Regions from separate parts of the Homo sapiens genome. Here region 2 is linked to region 1. Evidence: chromatin loops called from intact Hi-C (ENCODE). Cell type or tissue: endothelial cell of umbilical vein. All regions are shown on one strand.

Evidence for each region. A loop is a pair of places that touch in the nucleus more often than their neighbours do. Peaks named below come from ENCODE experiments on the same cell type or tissue, not always from the same donor. Only the 100,000 strongest peaks of a DNase experiment are listed, where the experiment ranks them.
Region 2: it touches region 1 in a loop (5-fold over the local background); 38 of 110 quality-filtered maps call a loop at or near these places.

What each region holds. Positions count from the first base shown.
Region 1 is chr7:22,109,516-22,112,015 of GRCh38, reverse strand. No RefSeq gene overlaps it. Among named protein-coding and RNA genes, the nearest start is that of CDCA7L, 160 kb to the right of the region's middle. In endothelial cell of umbilical vein, CTCF peaks have their summits at 1,552 (motif pointing left) and 2,124 (motif pointing right); a DNase peak (open chromatin) is centred at 1,535; H3K27ac peaks cover 451 bases.
Region 2 is chr7:22,255,764-22,258,263 of GRCh38, reverse strand. All of the region lies in intron 7 of RAPGEF5 (Rap guanine nucleotide exchange factor 5), which reads left to right. Among named protein-coding and RNA genes, the nearest start is that of RAPGEF5, 100 kb to the left of the region's middle. In endothelial cell of umbilical vein, no CTCF peak of the experiment used is centred here; no DNase peak of the experiment used is centred here.

The DNA.
Region 1 (2,500 bases):
CTTCAAAACTGTGAAGCAATACATTTCTGTTGTTTGAGCCACCCAGCCTGTGGTATTTTGTTACAGTAGCCCCGAGAAACTCATGTAGCTTTGCTGGGAAGACCTGAAGGAAGTGAGGGACCCACCCATGCAAATCCCTGGGGGAAAAGCATTCTGGGCAGAGGGAACATCAAGTGCAAAGGTGTCGAGTGTGCCCCTTGGAGTTCAGCAACCAGCGAGGATCCTGGTGCAGCTGGAGCCAGTCAGGAAAGGAAGAGAAGCAGAGGAGGTCAGAGATAACTGGGGCCAGATCACATGGAGCCTTGATGTTTACCTTAAGTCAGATGAGAAACCACTGGAAGATTTTAAGCAGAGAAGGACATGACCACTCTGGCTACTGAATTTCAGACCAAATAGGGGCAAAGGTGGAAGTAGGGAAATCCGTGAGCTTATTGCAATAATACAAGCAAATACCATGGTGACTTCCACCAGGTGGTGGCATGGGGTGATATGACATAGAGTCATTCTGGATATATTTAGGAAGATACATCTGATATGGTTTGCTGATAAATTAGATATGGAGAAAGAGAAAGTTAAGAGTTAACCACAAGATTTTTGGTTTGACCAGCTGAAATCATGGAATTGCAACTAATTGCAATGAAAAAGACCTTGGAGATGGCAGGTTTGAAGGAGAATAGCAGGAACTCAGTTCGGGACATATTTGGTTTGAGATGTCCACTAGATAGACATGGATTGGAACTAACAATAATCTCTTTGTACCAAGTCTGACTTGTGTGCTTGATTTAGGGGACTTTCTACATCATCCACATCTGGGATTTCACCAGTCAAAGCCATTCTATGAGCTGGGGTGTTGTGCTGGATGAATACTTGCTCAATAATGATGCTTCAAACCTCCAGGTCCAAGCTCCAAGCATTGTCAGCACAGCCATGTGGAGCAACTTCGATGCACAGAACCTCTTCAAGTCCAACCAAATAGACACCACCCACTTGGGCAACAAGCCATCTCAGAGGGCAACCACCTCATGGGGCTCTCGACACTCTTCCCCTAGCAACCATACTTCAACTTTGACTTCACGGTTTGTTTAGTGCTGCCTTCTCATTCGGGCCTTCCTTTCCAGAAGAAATGTAGAAATATGAATTACACTTCTGTCATTAGAGATTCCAGAGGCTTCAATTAGGCAAGCTGAAATAAAATCTGTCTAAAAGACACGTAGTAATAGGCCTTTGAAACAAGCTTCGAGGTGGTCCCAGACATTCAGTTCCAATTTCACATTGCATAGCCAGAAACAAACTTGTACCTCAATGGGAAAGAACTTTTCAGACAGTCCATTATTTTTTTATGTTACCTTCTTTTGTCATCAAAAAATGATCTGGATCTCTTCTCTCCTCCTCACTTAAGTAACTTTTCTTCATGTCCTGGGTCATGCCCCAGGAATTTTTATCTACAAAGTGCTCAGCCTGGTGCACAATGCACATTCGCTGCTTAATAAATATTTGTTGCCTGAGATGCGTGCTGCTGGCATGACCAAAATGTGAGACGTTAGCGACATCTGCTGGGGATATGGTGATGGTGTGCAGAATTTAAGTCAGAAATGCATGTTTTTGAAGGGCTGAGTTAAATCAAATGCCACAATGGGGCACTGTTGGAAGCTTATGTCTACAGTGATGAGGCCATGGCTTTGCAGCTCTTCCTTACCAGGATGTGGTCCAGTGGGTTATTGTTCTCCTACAATATAATGCAGCCTTGTTTTTTTAAAAATACAGAAATCAAGAAGATGGAAAAGGAGCTGAACTGGGGAAAGCTGAGGTTTGCACAGGTCTGTTGGCTCCTAAGAAAATGAAGAAAGTGAGGGCAGGGAAAGGATGGAGAAGCAGGTCTCCAGTCTTCCCCCACTCCGACCGCTGGCCCTCAGGAGAAAGTGCAAGTGCCCAAAAGCAACTTCCCAGCCACTGTCCTTCCCCAGCCTCACCTCTGGCTTCTGCTCCCTGTTCCTGCCCCACACCCCAGGGGACACATTCCTCAGGTCCACTCCAGCCCAGCTAAAACGTTCAGGCACTCACCTCCAGACCTTTGAGCTTATTTGTTCAACAGCCAAGTAGCGAGTGGGGACTTGGGAACACTAGGAGGCGCTGTGCTAAACATGGGTGTACATTCCAGAGCCAGTCCAGGGAGTGTGGTTCCGGAACGGGTGGAGCTTCTGGTGTAGTGGATGTGGACTTTCTGGCCTGGAGCTCCTCTCTCCTCCTCACATAAGTAACTCTTCTTCATGCCCCAGGTCTCAGCACCCCCAGGAAACCTGCACTGGCCCCTCTAGCCTACACCAGATTCCCCCCAACCAAGCACCCTCGTAACACCTGGGTTTACCCCTCTCCAACCAAGTCAGAGCCTCTGAACTAGTTGGCCTGCTCCTCACCTCCCAATACACTAGATGTCCCCTCAAGCACCGGTTGCCTTCTTTACATTTATGTATCAGTGTTGATCACAAAACCAGAACAAGGT
Region 2 (2,500 bases), 150 kb before region 1:
TGTCTGCCTTCCAACTTTGTTCTTCGCTTTCAATCTTGTGTTGACTATTCTCAGTTTTTTCTCTCTCCATAAAAACTTCAGAATCAGTTTATCTGTATCTACATCTATTATCTCTTCTAGTTGGCTCTTTTTTTGTTGTATGAGAATTTTCGATTTTGTGTCCCTTAAAATTGTTGAACTCCAATGAGTTCTAATAGCTTCCTTAAAAATTATCTTGGATTTTCCACATGGACAAATTCATCATCTGTCAATGATGACTGTTTTGTCTATGTTTACCAATGCATATAATTCCTTTTTTCCCATATTATAATATTTCATTAGAGCCTTGCAGTATAAGTTTGAATAATATCAATGATAGTTGTCATTCTTATTTTGCCCCTGACTTTAATTAAATATAATGTTTTCTGATTAGAAGAGCAATATAAATGAAGAAGATTGTATTAGGAAAAAACAAAGACATTTCTTTCTTACAACCCCTCCCCACCCTGAACTACAATACATTTGGGAAACAATCTAGGGGTAAAAATAACCAACAAGATATATATTACTGTATTCAAAGAATTCAAATATGGAAATATTAGAGATACCTGACTGATTCACTGTGCATTCTCAATGCTTGAGTTGGCATTGAGTGTGGATGTGAAGGAACAATGGCAAGGTACAAAAGAGCCTAAGTCATAGGTATTGTATTCATTTGTTCCTTTATCAAACCCTAGCTGGGCACAAACTATAAGCTGAATGCAGTGTAAGACACAGGATACAATAGTGAGCAAGGACAAGTATGGCCCCTGCTGTTTTAAAATCATAGCATATGTTTCATAAATAGAATGCATTAATGAGTCAGTGACTGTCAGAGAAAGGTAAACTTCTTATTGTGATTTTAGGAGGTGATCAAACGCAGAACCATTAAGCATGGCCTTAATTAAGTAGAGTTCCAGCTGCAGAATGGTGTTTTCTATGTATGCTTCTTATTTTTAAAACTATTGAATACTTTTTAAAGGAGAAGAAAAATAAGCTAATATACATCAAATAAAAAAGTATTTAAAATGATAGCTGGCACATCTGGAGCTTGACAGAAGGAATTGATTACCCTACTATCTTATGTCTTGTAGTAAAACTGTTAATTAGGGCACAGGTGGTCCTGCCGGATTTCTGTCTAACTGCAAGAGGTTATTAAAATGAGCATTAATGTAAAAAATTTTTAGTTTCAGCCCACTGTACAAACAGAAATAAAAGTAACTGCCAATCAGTGTAGGTTTTATGAATAATTAAAGGCTGTAAGCTTAGTAAAAAATCTATTTGTTGTAATTTTCTAAAAGGCCATTAGGATGTGCCTTTGAACAGTTTTCTACCCTAAGAGCGAACCTTAGTGGATGTGAATAGCATTTTAAGGCTTCATAAGATTTGCAGAAATTTGCACAGATATCCTTGCACTTCTTTCTCGTTGTTGGATTGCTTATTCTCCTGCTAATGTTGGCTCATTAGTGTCTTGGGAGATGTGTTACTTCCCTTTTCCAGGGAATCCAAAGCACTTTTAGCTCTCATTATCTTTAGATCATATGAAATTTGTGCCATGGTGGGCTTCTATTTCTGGAAAGCCAGAAATCTCATAGTGGTAAATCTCCTTGGCAGTGTTTAAATTTCACTCTCTGTCCTTAGCCCATAGCTAGTTAAGTGTTTTAAAACTAAAGTATCTGGGATTTTAAAGTTTGAAAAGGAAAGAAGGACCTCCAGGCTCTGTTTTATTTTTGTCATTACGTGTCTTTGCGACCTCGGCTTTGTGATTTCAATTTGTATCTTGCAGGGGCTGGCGTAAAATTTGGTAACCTCAGTGATTCCTTCCAGCTCTAATATTTAAAAATCCTGTTCTAACAATGTTTTCACTTTTTACATTCATTCACCTCAGTCACAACCTTGGGACTATTTTATTCAGGATTATTTTAGGTGCATGTGACAGAAAAACTAACTGAAAACCAAAAAGGGAATTTTTTGCCTCAAGGACTCTGTAGAGTTTAACAGTCTCAGCGAGGGATTGTCCTGATAGCCCCAAAAGAAGCTTTGCTAAGCGATCTTGTTGGAAGGATGAAGTGCCCACCTCTGGAGCAGCAGGAGAATGGCAGGGGGAAGTAGACAGGTCAAGTCAACCCCACACAAGCAAAATACATGGCTCTACAAAGAACACCAGCAGAGGGGAGAATGGCTGCTGGGCAGGCAAGAGTAATGTGATCACCCCAGAAGGAATTGTTTGCACTGTCTCAATCACAAGATTTAGAGAGGAGGTGCCACCCTGAGACTCACACAGGCTAGAAAGTCTGCAGGCAGAATGCAGACTCAGGTTTTCCAACACCTGGTCTCTGGCATTTCCAGCCACACTCCCACTCTTGATTAGTAATTTTCAAGATAATGAGAGTAAATATGTAACTTGTGAAAAGGCATTCTTATTCTGCTTTTGTTCCTGGAAATTGAAAGGAATGAATTGAAAACTCATAAACTCTTCAAG